Regions from separate parts of the Homo sapiens genome. Here all the other regions are linked to region 2. Evidence: chromatin contacts called from ENCODE Hi-C or POLR2A ChIA-PET data. All regions are on one chromosome and are shown on one strand. The core of a region is the stretch at or near the end of the contact, and the rest is flanking DNA. Distances in the headings are between cores, read along the strand shown.

Region 1 (3,946 bases), core at 1,113-3,612, 1.1 Mb before region 2:
AACCCAAGGAGAGCAATCAGGTACTCTTCTGATTAAGAAATCACAGGCTGGGCACGGTGGCTCACGCCTGTAATCTCAGCATTTTGGGAGGCCGAGGTGGGCAGATCATGATGTCAGGAGATCGAGACCATCCTGGCCAACATGGTGAAACCCCATCTCTACTAAAAATACAAAAATTAGCTGGGCGTGGTGGCGCATGCCTATAATCCCAGCTACCCGGGAGTTTGAGGCAGGAGAATCGCTTATACCAGGGAGTCGGAGGTTGCAGTGAGCCGAGATTGTGCTACTGCATTCCAGCCTGGTGACAGAGTGAGGCTCTGTCTCAAAACAAACAAACAACAAAAAGAAATGACTTTAGGCAACATAGTGAGACCCCGTCGCCACACACACACAAATACAAAATTAGTCGGGTATGGTGGTGCACGCCTGTAGTCCCAACTACTCAGGAGGCTGAGGCAGGAGGATCACTTGAGCCCAGGAGTTCGGGGCTGCAGTGAGCCATGATCACACCACTACACTCCAGCCTGGGTGACAGAGGGAGATCGTGTCTTTCAAAAAAAAAAATCACTTCAGAAACGGGGTACCCATACCCAAGGGGTCACTTGCTCTTACTAATTTCTAGCTGTAATGCAAGTGGCATGATCATAGCTCACTGCAGCCTCCAACTCCAGGGCTCAAAGGATCCTCCTGCCTCAGCCTTTTGAGTAGTTGGGACTACTGTGGCATGCACCACCATGGCCGGCTAATTTTGTATTTTTTGGTAGAAATGGGGTCTTCCCCTGTTGCCCAGGCTGGCCTCCAACTGCTGGGCTCAACTGATCCTCCCGCCTCAGCCTCCCAAAGTGCTGGGATTACAGGCGTGAGCCACTGTGCTGGGCCATGATTCTCATCTCCCAATATTCTCAAACCCAGTCCCTTCATCTCTTGACTGGATTATGCAGTCTCGGAGCTGGTTTATCTGAACTCACTTTCTCCCCCTTTGATCTGTTCTCCACACAACAGCCAGAGAGGTCTTTCAAATGCATGAATGGGATCACTGCTCCGCATAAAACCCTTCAAGGGGCCAGGCGCGGTGGCTCACGCCTGTAATCCCAGGACTTGGGGAGGCCGAAGCAGGCGGATCATTTGAGGTCAAGAGTTCAAGACCAGCCTGGCCAACATGGTGAAACCTCGTCTCTACTAAAAATACAAAAATTAACCGGGCATGGTGGCAGGCGCCTGTAATCCCAGCTATTCGGGAGGCTGAGGCACGAGAATAGCTTGAACCCGAGGCGGAGGTTGCAGTGAGCCGAGAAAGCGCCACTGCATTCTAGCCTGGGCGACACAGCGAGATTCCTTCTCAAAAAAAGAAACCTTCAGGGGCTCTCCACGGCACTGGGAAGCAGCCAGCCCGACGGGTGGACCCTTTTCGTGGGTGCGGGTCTCTGACCTCGGTCGGCCTCGGACCTCATCTCCTCCCTGTTTGAGGGGCCACACTCCTCGCTCCGGGGCTTTGCAGCAGCCCTGGGCGCCTACCGGACAGACGCCGTTCTCCCCGCCTGGGTCTTGAGTAGGGCCCAGCACACAGTAGGCGCTTAATGTCTGCCTGCCTAACAGACGAACGCCGGATGCCCGCGTTCGGCCCCGAGCCGGCGCTTCGGGGCTTTCTGTGGAGGCGGGGCGATGGTTACAGCACAGTTCCCCCGCGCTCGCCTTTTCCACATCCACCTCCGCGAGGCCCCCCGCAAGCGCCGTTGGAAACCTAGTCCCGAGGGGGCTGCAAGAGCTTGGGAGAAGAAGCGCCAACACCGACAGAATACCAGGCCGACCCAATGCGGAAATCAATTCTCAGCCGGGACCTTTTCCCCACCAAGCAGGCGGGCCGGAAGTCTGCCTCTGGCCCGCCCCCGAGGTGTCATTGGGTGGAATACCCAGAAGAGGGCTGGGACGTGGTTAACTCTAGTTCTTTATTGGTTAAAACGTACGAAGCTGGAGGAGAAGGTGGGACCTAGCTTCCTCCGGACTTCTCATTGGCTCAAAAAAAAACTCGCTCGGCCCTCGGATTCTCATTGGCTGAAGTCGAGGGAGGTTTGTGTCTTATTATCCTCCGGGTCCCTCGCTGGCTAGTAGGAGAGACTGGTGCTTGCCCCGCCCGGTGGACTAACTCGCTTAATTTTAAATAAAAAGTCGAGGACACGGCGGTCGTTTTCCCGAAGACATGGGCCCTCCCATGGGCCATTTGCTCCCTGGAGGCCCTCGCGTCTTGCTGAGCCCGGGGAGTTAGGATGACGCGAGCGGTGAGGGAGCCCGGAACGATTCCTTCGCGGAACAATTGAGGCGAGGCCTTTGGGAGTACTTTGTGGGACGGACCCTGGCGGGCCCTGCCAGACGCACAGGGATGGCGGCGGAGGCGGCCGATTTGGGGCTGGGGGCCGCCGTCCCCGTGGAGCTGAGGCGGGAGCGACGCATGGTGTGCGTGGAGTACCCGGGAGTGGTGCGTGATGTGGCTAAGATGCTGCCGACTCTGGGCGGCGAGGAAGGCGTCTCCCGGGTAAGGGGCTGGGAATCTCGGTGTTGGAATAAGAGCTCGGAGTCGCAAAGAAAACGAGCACTCAAAGGATTTCTCAGCAAGGGAAATTTAGCAAATTTACTTACGCAGAAGGGTGCTGCTCGCTCTTCTGGCCGCTGCAAGAGAGCCAACAGAACAAAGAAGGGAAGGATTTTTGTTTTTGTTTTTGTTTTTTTGTTGGTTTTTCAGGCGGAGTTTCGCTCTTGTTTCCCAGGCTGGTGTGCGGTGGTGCGATTTTGGCTCACTGCAACCTCCGCCTCCAGGGTTCAAGCGATTCTCCTGCCTCAGCCTCCAGAGTAGCTGGGATTACAGGCGCATGCCACCACGCCCGGCTAAATTTGTATTTTTTAGTAGAGAGGGGGTTTCACCATGTTGGTCAGGCTTGTTGGAAATAAATTTTGGGTGCCGCAAAGAAGAATCAGCACTCTGGCAAACAGTTTTCTCAGCAAGGCAAATTTCCTTCTATAGAAGGGTGCATCTTGCGGATGGAGCAATGGCGAGAGCACACCGACAAGGAAGGGGAAGGGGTTCCTATCTCTTACACAGCTAGTCTCTACTGCTGTGTCTTTCCCATATTGGCTAGGGTTGGACCGCACAGTCTAAGCTAATTCCGATTGGTTATTTCAAAGAGGGCAGGGGCACAGGCCTGAGTGGCGGGGTGAGTAGTTTTGGTGGGAAGGATGGTTACAGAGCAGGTGACTCAGGATGACTAAGGACAGAGCAGGTGATAGAAGCTAGGAAGGGGTTGTTTACTGAAACTAGGGGCAAGGAGGCGTAAAGAACGAGGGGTTAAACTTTAAAATGGAGAACAAAGAACAGGGAAGCTGAACATACTGACATATTGGTTCTTTGAAATGGAACTCATAACTCATTGTATTTATTAATTTTCCCCCTCTTGAATTTAAAGGAAGGTAAAAGGCTAAAATCTTTGAAGTGGAATTTACTGTGTCCTATAGGCTGGTCTTGAACTCCTGAGCTCAGGTGATCCACCCGTCTTGGCCTCCCAAAGTGCTGGGATTATAGGCGTGAGCCACCGTGCCCAGCCTGGAATGGGTTTTTATCCCTAAGGCAGTCAGTCCCTGTTTTTGTGTCCTGTCCCTGCTGGTTGGAGTTGGACCACACAATCTAAGCTAATCTCAATTGGCTATTTTAAATAGAACAGGGGTGTGGGTTACAGTGACGGGACGAGCGATTTCGGTGGGAAGACTAGTTTCGGCGGGAAGGGCAGTTAAACAGAGCGGGTAACTAAGGGCAAGGAGGCACAAAGAACAAGGAAGTTAGACTTTGAAGATGGAGAACAAAGAACAAGGGAGTTGAACAAGCTGAACCTTTGAAGAAGAATTCACTGTATAGAACAGTTTCCCCCTCTTGATTTTCATACTTCTTTCTCTTCAAACC
Region 2 (4,409 bases), core at 850-3,349:
AGAGAAAATAAGAATCACAGAAGAGGAACAAACACGATGGAGATTTTCAGAACATTAACTAGGCTTTGGCCACCAGCAGTGACTTAGTAAATGGAACTGTTTCTCTGAACATCTTTTTTATTTTTTTGAGACGGAGTTTTGCTCTTGTTGCCCAGGCTGGAGTGCAATGGTGCGATCTCGGCTCACTGCAACCTCTTTCCTGGGTTCCAGCGATTCTCCTTGCCTCAGCCTCAGCCTCAGGTGATCCCGACCTCAGGTGATCCACTCGCCTCAGCCTCCCAAAGTGCTGGGATTACAGGCGTGAGCCGCCGCGCCCGGCCGGATTTTCTCATTTTTACTAGAAGGTTCTATCTCCTGGGGGTGGGGTGAGGTGGTGAGACCAATTCACCTGGAAGTGGAAGCTGGGAACTTGGTTTGAGTTCTGAGGGTTCTGGGGTCTCGCCCCTTATCTTGCTTTGCCTGGAGGGCTGAAGGGCTGGAAATATTTTTGTTTTGGGGCTGGAACCAGGACTGCAGTTTGGGAGCCGGTGCTAGGTTGGAAGAGGAGGCGGGGTCTGGTAAGCACTTTAGCCGAATTGAGCAGTGGGAATTAGGGAATTGAGGGCAGTGGGAAGCTGGTTCTGAGTTTTAAACTGGGGAGTGACAGATCAGAGCTGGATTTTTAGGAGTTTCTCTGTTTGGAGGTTTAGAAAAGACCCAGGTGGGAGGTAGGGCTGGGGTGGGGAGGGAGAGAAGTGGACGATCTGAGAGCTGAGGTGGGGTGGAAGGAGAGCAGCGTGTCACGGGCTCGGGATTCCGGCCCAGGCGGCCAGGTGGACGGAGATAAAGATGCGCTTCTTCATCCGAACTGGGTTTGCTAACCTGTGACTGTCACCACTCCATGCTCCAGGGCACCTGGCCCAAGGGATCCGGCCTCTTGGGCACACAAATCCATATGGAGCCCTGAAGGACCAGACAGGGACCTTGCCTTCTCTGTGTCCTTCCTGGGAAGGGGACTCCAGACCAACTGCCAGTCTTCCGGTTCCACCTCTCTGACAACCGCTCACCTCACCCTCCTTGGCATTTTTATTTCAAATGCTCTATCCCTTTGTTTGCATGGGTTCCTGTGTCATATTCTGTGTTCCCATTTTTAATTGGAGAATAAGGGACTGTATGTTATTCTACCCACAGGCCTAGCTGAGGGGATAGGGAGGCCATGCCTACCTCCAAGGCTCTAAGAAGTGAAGCAGGCGGCGAGAATGTGCAGTCGTTGAGGCCAGAGGACCGGGCCTCAGCTTCTCCTTAAGCCCCTGAGTCCTCCTCTGGGGACCACCCCCTTGTACCTGGAGGTGAAAATGCCCGCCCAGGAGGGAAGGGCTGGCCCCGGGAGAGCCCGCTGCGAAGTGAGTTTGCGCACTGCGGAGCGGGCGCGGGTGACTCCAGAGCGGCCCTGCCAGTCCGCGGGGCTGGCGGGGAGCAGGTTCGTGCACCGCGGGCTCTGTGCATGCAGAGGCGGGAAGAGCCCCCAGCCCGGCAGCCGGCCCCGCGGGAAGGCGCAGCCCGGGCTTCCGAACCCTGTGAACGCGCAGGTTCCTGGTCTTCCAGATGGGCAGGAATCGTCCTGCCCGCCCGGGGTGGGAGGCCACATGGGGGCACTGCGCCCGGGCGCGGCCCCAGGTGCTTTCCAAATGCCCACTGCCGCTCTCATCCGTACCAGCGATGATCAAGAAGGGGCCTGGTCGCCCGGGGAGGTGCCCCGGCCCGAATCGACTCCGGAGACAACGCCGGGCGACGCCACCTGCGCAGGTCCCGGAGGGCCGCTGGTGTCTGTGTACAGGGCGTGCTGTCTGTGGAAACGCGAGGGCACACTAGCACTTTCCTGTATGTATTATTATACTTCAGTTTTTAGGAAGTGCATTAGAAGGGCCTGCACCAGTCAAATTCGGGGATTAAAGCTTTTAAGCGGGAAGCGCGCGCCCCGTGCTGTCCCTTTAAAGCGTTGGGCCGGCCCGAGGCATTCTGGCCGCTGTCGCTGCCCGTAGCGCTCCTCCGAGAGGCCGGCTTTGTGAGCTCGCCCCGCCCCCCGGACACCGCCCCCTCCCCTCGCGCACGCGCACTGCGCCCCCGCCGCCTGGCGCCCGCCCGAGCTGCCGCCTTGTCGAGCTGAGTCCGCGCTCCCGCCCAGGCGGCGGCCGACGCGACGCCCCGAGCGCCCGGCCCCGCCGCCGCGGCCCGGCAGGTAAGCGGGCAGCCGCCCGGCCCGGGGAACACAAGGCGGGCAGCGGGGCGGCGCCAGAAGCTTCCAAACCGCACCCGGCCGCCGCACGTGTTCCCCGCCGGGCCTCGGGCCAGGCCCAGCCCCGGGCGCTGCTCCCGCTGCAGCGGCCCCGCCCGGGACCCCCGCCCCGGCCCCTCGGTGGACGGCCGCGCGCGCAGTTCCCTCCACCCGGTCCGCCCCCACTCGCGCCCCCACCTCCGCCTCCCCGGCGGACCGCTGACAAGGCCAGAGCGCCGGCACTGGGTCCTCTTTCCCGCAGGCAGCGTGCCCGGCCTCACATCGCCCCTCTCCCTCCACTGCCCCTTCAGGGAAGGACCCCAGACCCACCAAGCCACTCAGTCCCTGGACGAGGTGCGCTTCCCCTCCTCGTAGAAACGCCCCCAGCCCGCTCCCGCCGCTCACCCCAACCCGAGGCAGCCAGGCTGCAGCTCGCTAGGTGGGGTCCTGGGGTGCGGGTCCTCGGTCCTGAACGGTAGGCCCACCGTGCCTCCTCGCGCGGGGCCGCAGACCTGTCCTGGCCGGTCTGCGAGAGCCATTTTGAGCGGTTACGTTCCCGGACCAAACAGAGGTCGGCCTGTTACATCGCTAACGACACTCCCTGCTGTCTCGCTTGCAAGTTTCCACTCACCCCGGTCCGTTTACCCATCTCCTCAAATGCTAGTTTAATCTGTGACCTGGGCAGGTGCTGTCCTAGCCGGTGGGGAAGACAGGAAAGCGAAGGACCCAGGCGGGGAGCCTGTCCAGGATCTCAGATAGGGAGAGCCAGGTCCCCACCTCTGTTGGGCCGGCCACCCGGCTGGTGTTTAAGATGCAGATTAATTCCTGTCTTTGCACACAGTATGCTTTTCTGACTGCATGTCACAGGCAGATTCCTGGGCTCCACCTCAGGGACTGAGGGACTCAGGAATCGGCCTGTGGCATGCAGTCCAGGAGGGCACACTGAGGTTTGGTTGCTCGGCTTCAGGTGGTCAGGCTTACCTGGATGAAAAGCAGTGGCTGCTAGGAGGAGCCAGGCAGCATCTGGTCTAGGGGCCGCCAATTCATCACCGTTCCCGTAACCTTGGCCCCCGCTTTCCTCAAGATCAAGTCTCCAACCTTCCTGTTCTCTCAAAAGGATTGTTCCACAGAGACACCTGAGTGTTCATGAAAATGCCAAGCCTTGGCCCGGCGCGGTGGCTCACGCCTGTAATCCTAGCACTTTGGGAGGCTGAGGCGGGCGGATTGCCTGAGGTCAGGAGTTCGAGACTAGCCTGGGCAACATGGCGAAACTCCGTCTCTACTAAAAATACAAAAGATTGGCCGGGCGTAGTGGTACGCGCCTGTAATCCCGGCTAAACTGGAGGCTGAGGCGCAAGAATTACTTGAACCCGGAAGGTGGAGGTTGTAGTGAGCCCAGATCGTGCACCTGGACTCTTTGGACTGTGTCTCAAAAAAAAAACAAAAACAAAAAAAAAACACGCCAAGCCTAGACCCCACCGACGTAGAAACTTGGTGGGTGTGTTGGGTCAAGAAATTGCATTCCCCGCCACCCCCCGACGGAGTTTCACTGTTTGGCCCAGGCTGGAGTGCAGTGGCGCAATCTTGGTTCTGCCTTCTGGTTTCAAGTGATTCTCCTGCCTCAGCCTCCCGAGTAGCTGGGATTACAGGGACCGACCACCACACCCGGCTAATTTCTGTATTTTTAGTAGGGAGGGGGTTTCTCCATGCTGGTCAGGCTGGTCTTGAACTTCCTGACCTCGTGATCTGCCCACCTCAGCCTCCCAAAGTGCTGAGATTACAGGCGTCAGCCACTGTGCCCAGCCATCATATTCTTAAAAGTCAAGTTAAGGTTGTTTTGTTTGTTTCTTTTACATGTTCATGTTTTTTGAGCCCAAAGGTTGGGGCAGGTTGGGCTTGAGCTGGGAGGGGCTGGACACCTTTTTTGTAAGACCGCCTATCTGTTGTTCCTCCTCTGAGGGTGTTTCCAGGCGTCTAGACTCACCCAGGTGAGTTGATGCTGACAGGAGCTGCTCGGCCTTCTGAGCTGCCTATTTCGCCTTCTGTTCCTCTGGTGTTTCGCTTGGGTAGGGCATGGGCACAGTTCACTCAGCTCTGGCCCTGGCCTGGCTGTCTAACGCTAGGACTGTTATAGTGGACTTTGCAGCTTTTTGCT
Region 3 (4,301 bases), core at 1,802-4,301, 1.4 Mb after region 2:
TGGAGTTTTTGCTCTAGTCACCCACGCCGGCGTGCAATGGCGCCATCTCAGCTCACTGCAACCTTCGCCTCTGGGTTCAAGCAATTCTCCTGCCTCAGCCTCCCAAGCAGCTGGGATTACAGGCGCCCACCACTATGCCCGGCTACTTTTTGTATTTTTAGTAGAGACGGGGTTTCGCCATGTTGGCCAGGCTGGTCTCAAACTCCTGACCTCAGGTGATCCACCCGCCTCGGCCTCCCAAAGTGCTGGGATTACAGGCGTGAGCCACCACGCCCAGCCTTTCAGTGCACTTTTTAATGCAAAGCATTTATCTTCTATTCCCACATGGGAGGTAAACAGCTTCTCCGGCATCCACCCTTGGTCACGAAACTGGAAAAGAGACTCCAGACGGAGCAGGTGGATAAGAAGGAGGAGAACCTCCTTGGAAACTTGTCAGTAGTACCTCATGCCTCCTACCCCACTGCCTGCTCCCATCAGTGACCTGAAGGCTCCTACCATTTACAATAGGAACATTTTTTCATGGCCTTTTATAAAACCTAAAACATCTGGACCCATGTTAGTGAGTGTGCTGGGTTTTTTTTTCTTTTTTTTTTGGTTTTTGTTTGTTTGCTTGTTTGTTTTGGTAACAGGGTCTGGCTCTCACCCAGGGTGGAATGCAATGGCATGATCAAGGCTGACTGCAGCCTCAACCTCCTGGGCTCAAGCAATCCTCCACCCTCAGCCTCCTGAATAGCTGGGACTACAGGTGCATGCCACCACACCCAGCTAATTATTTTATTTTATTTTTACAGGGATGGGGGTCTCATTACGTTGCCCAGGCTGGTCTTGATCTCTGAGCCTCAAGTGATCCTCTCACCTCAGCCTCCCAAAGTGCTGGGATTACAGGCGTGAGCCACCGCATCCAGCTGTGTCTGGTCTTTTTCATAGAAATACCTGATCCCCAGGGAAAACTCAGGGTCGTCTGATTACGGGAGAGTGATTCTCAAATGCTCCAGCATTTTTAGATAAGTAATCTTCTCACAAGGGCTCAGTCACTCACGCCACACAACTAAATAAGCACTCACCAGACCTTTTCAGTGATGAATGCTTTGACAACGAAAATACGTCCACAACATTCTCACCCCAGAATGGCTGGCCCAGTGTCCCAGGTGTGCAGGAGACACCGCACTAGTCCCTCTGTCCATTCACCTGGACCTTCATGGGGTTTGGTGTGGGGAGGTTCTAGGAGGGCCATCCTGGAGCCTAAGGTCAAGCTCAAAAAGGGTTTGGCTTCCCCAATGGCCCACAGACTCCTGTGCCCACCAATACAACTTGCCCACCCACAAGCTGTGCCGTCAGCCAGTACTGCCTCTTCAGGTTACACGTTAACATCTCATAAAGTACAATTCCAAAAAAAAAGTAGCCCTTCATTTATTTGCCTCAGAACTGAGCACCGTAAGTTGCAGGAGATGGTTGCGTGTGTGTGTGTGAGACTGCTGTGCGTGTGGTTGGGTGTATGGGGGCAGGGTGATGTCAGCAAGTCTATATCCTCCTCTTTTAAAACACTCCACTCCCAAATTCATTCACTCATTTAGTTCCATCCTACCCTCTCCCAAAGCGATTTTGGGAACCTCCCTCCTCCCCATTTGTGATGCTGGAACTTTGGCCTCCTCCCTGGGTGCACCCCTCCCCGTCTCATTGTTGACCTGTTGAGAACCCCAGGTTTTTAGCCTCTTCTTGAGGCCACCCACCCCCTGCCCCCCATGCCCGGTCTTGCATCCCACTTACAGGCATCTCGTGCACGGTGGGGGCTCTGCTCCCGTAAGCCTGGTTACTGGTCCTGTACACGGAGACAGCCTTCTGGGTCCTGGTAGATGAGAAACACTCTATTTTCATTCATTTACTCTAATTCTGCACAAGCCACAGCCTTGTATTTGGTTGACGGCACTCCCCTGGAAATGCCCCCATGGAAAGAGCAATATGCCCGGGCTGGTGATGTGGCCTCGAAGGCAGCCTCTGGGAGTACCTGGCTGATGACCGTTCTGAATGGCCCGGCCTCCCCGGCCCCCTCTGCTTGCCACTGTCCCTGCTCTTCCAAGGCAGGCCAAAGCCCTAAAGAGCAGGCAGCCAGCAAGTGCTGATCCCCAGCCCTGGCAGGGCCTCGGCACATGCTGCAATTTCTGGGTAACCTAGCTTGTCAGGAGCGGAGGCTTGGCCTCCAGACCCTGCCACCCAGAGGGTCCCTCTGCCTCTGAGCCCCCACCCTCACTGAGGCTATGCTTCTACTGGTACCACTGCCCCTACCTGTCAGTAGGACAGGCTACTGAGAGGCTGCAGGCCCACGACATAGCTTTACTTTATACTCCTAGATCTTGGCCAAGTTGTTCCTTCTACATCCCAGTCATCTCAATGCGAGAATGAGGATACTAACAGACCCTGCCCTAGAGGACTGTTGAGGGACCAAATGTGTGATGAGCACGGCAAGATGTTTGCACCTGCCTACAGGAATTGAGTTTCTTACTACTTCTTAGCCTGCAATGCCCTGTGGCAGCTCAGAGCTGGCTGAGTCTACAGCAAGACAGTGGAGGTGCTGCTGTGCTCACGCCCCGCAGCGGAGTTTCAGGGTAGAGAGGAGAGGAGACTCACCCGACACAAATCAGTGGAGCTGAGACCACAACTGGGCTTTCTCCCCCCACGGCCCTGCCCCCCACTGCCCTTATCCCCACTTCCTTGTATGAGGCTCTAGGGAGCACGGTCGCCGCTCACTGGCGGGCGATGACAGCGCGGGCCCCGGATGACCACTCGATCTTCTTGATTTCTGTAGCTAGGACCTTGGGGGTCTTGCGGGGTCTCTCACACACGGGGCTATCGAGCAGTGGACGCCAGGACCAGGCGGGCCCCAGCTTCCTCACCTGTAGCCCCGGAACCACCCCGGGTTGTTGAACCTGCCCGGCAGGTCCGCGCTCACGCGGTAGTAGTCGCTGGTCCTCTCCGGCGGGGCCGTGGCCTTGGGCGCCACAGGCTCCGCGCACGCTCTGGGGCATTCCTCAGCCATTGTGCCTGGAGGAGAAGCGGGACTCGGCGGCGTCCTGTTGCCAAGCGACGGCCAGGTCACGTGACTGGGGAGCGAGCGGAGGGGCCTTAAAGGCGCCGCGCGTGGGCCGGGTTCCTCTGCGGGTGGGTCCGGAACCTGCCGGGCGACTCCCCAAGGGCCGGGAAGGTCGGGACGGCGAGAGATTCCCTGCTGGGACCGTCGTGTGAGGCAGCCCCAGGCCCCCAGCCACCCGCGGGGGGACCGGGCCACCCCAGCATCAGGGCGTGGACTCCCGGGCGAAAGAAACCCCAGGGCCTGGGACCCCGCCAGCCGGGTGACGGGGTTTAAGCACTGCAGGTCCACTCGGCAGGCAACGATTGGACTTTTGCTGTCCAATGTACTCCAGGGATGCTATGCCCCCCAGCACCCCGAGTCTAAATTGAGACCCGAGATCTGGCTAACTTTATGAAATTCTCCTAAGCCAAATATCGTTTAAATATTACAAACAGTTTTGGAGAGCGAGAGGTTGCGCAGGACGTGGTTCACAGCTCACTTGGCGGGAGGCGAGGGTCCCCATCGCCCAGCGGGCTTCCCCAAGGGTCAGGGGCCTCCCGGGCTGGCCGGTCCCATTAGCAGGGCGGGGCGAGCTGCAGGGCGAGGACCGTGGCTCCACTCCCCGCCCGAGACTCTCAAGCCCAGGACCCCGGGCCCTGACCCCTCGCGTGCCCCGCCCCCGCAGGGAGGTCCCAGCCGCCTGGGGACAGCGCTGTGGCTCCTCCGGGCCTGTAGGCGGCACTGCGGCCCCGCGCGGATGGCGACGGAAGGGGAGGCCGCTCGGCCTGGCCTGGAGGGAGACCTCGCTCTGCCCCGCGTCCCAGCCATGGCGACATCCTCGGCCGCGCTGCCCCGAATACTCGGCGCGGGTGAGCGCGCGCTTGCGGGACCCTGGGGAGGAGCATGCGAGGAGGATGCGGAGGGGCGCGGGGACCCGATGGAGCGGCGGGGACGTGGAGGGGACCCGGGGCGAGCGCGGAGGGGACTCGGGGAGGGCGCGGGGACGCGGAGGGGACCCGTTAGGGACGCGGAGGGGCCCGTTGGGGATGCGGTGGGGAGCGGGCGTGGTGCATTCGGGACTCGGCGCCAGGACCTCTATCTACTTCCCCCCAGGTGCCCGGGCCCCGTCGCGCTGGTTGGGCTTTCTCGGGAAGGCGACCCCCCGGCCTGCTCGGCCGAGCCGCAGGACGCTTGGAAGCGCGACGGCCCTTATGATCCGCGAGTCGGAGGACAG

What was found. A loop is a pair of places that touch in the nucleus more often than their neighbours do. ChIA-PET counts read pairs that join two places held with the same protein, here RNA polymerase II (POLR2A). Pooled maps may share reads with other maps.
Region 1: a loop to region 2 is called in a pooled map, with 7 times the contacts of the local background. The contact joins the promoter of GTF3C5 here to the promoter of WDR5 in region 2. A Hi-C loop is called at or near these places in 7 of 50 pooled maps. POLR2A ChIA-PET finds 5 or more read pairs at or near these places in 2 of 52 experiments (CD4-positive, alpha-beta T cell and Caco-2).
Region 3: a loop to region 2 is called in a map of psoas muscle, with 6 times the contacts of the local background. The contact joins the promoter of PIERCE1 here to the promoter of WDR5 in region 2. A Hi-C loop is called at or near these places in 2 of 168 maps with a recorded cell type or tissue (CD4-positive, alpha-beta T cell and psoas muscle), 4 of 37 single-sample maps with no recorded cell type and 13 of 50 pooled maps. POLR2A ChIA-PET finds 5 or more read pairs at or near these places in 2 of 52 experiments (Caco-2 and MCF 10A).

Annotation. Positions count from the first base shown.
Region 1 is chr9:133,028,635-133,032,580 of GRCh38, forward strand. GTF3C5 (general transcription factor IIIC subunit 5) reads left to right here and starts at 2,363. Exons shown (of 11, transcript NM_012087.4): 1 at 2,363-2,530. The coding sequence starts at 2,378. LOC105376306 (a long non-coding RNA gene) reads right to left here and starts at 1,788. Exons shown (of 2, transcript NR_135119.1): 1 at 1,516-1,788. RefSeq lists enhancers at 1,544-1,793, 2,028-2,679, 2,124-2,383.
Region 2 is chr9:134,133,983-134,138,391 of GRCh38, forward strand. It overlaps WDR5 (WD repeat domain 5), which reads left to right and starts at 2,100. Exons shown (of 14, transcript NM_017588.3): 1 at 2,100-2,218. It overlaps WDR5-DT (WDR5 divergent transcript), which reads right to left and starts at 2,000. Exons shown (of 2, transcript NR_186420.1): 1 at 1,204-2,000. RefSeq lists enhancers at 1,141-1,250, 2,157-3,081 and silencers at 1,441-1,610, 2,051-2,230.
Region 3 is chr9:135,496,818-135,501,118 of GRCh38, forward strand. PIERCE1 (piercer of microtubule wall 1) reads right to left here and starts at 3,052. Exons shown (of 3, transcript NM_001048265.2): 1 at 2,892-3,052; 2 at 1,768-1,846. The coding sequence starts at 3,034. MRPS2 (mitochondrial ribosomal protein S2) reads left to right here and starts at 3,865. Exons shown (of 4, transcript NM_016034.5): 1 at 3,865-3,936; 2 at 4,181-4,301. The coding sequence starts at 3,894. RefSeq lists silencers at 3,155-3,324, 3,595-3,764, 3,975-4,134 and an enhancer at 4,090-4,301.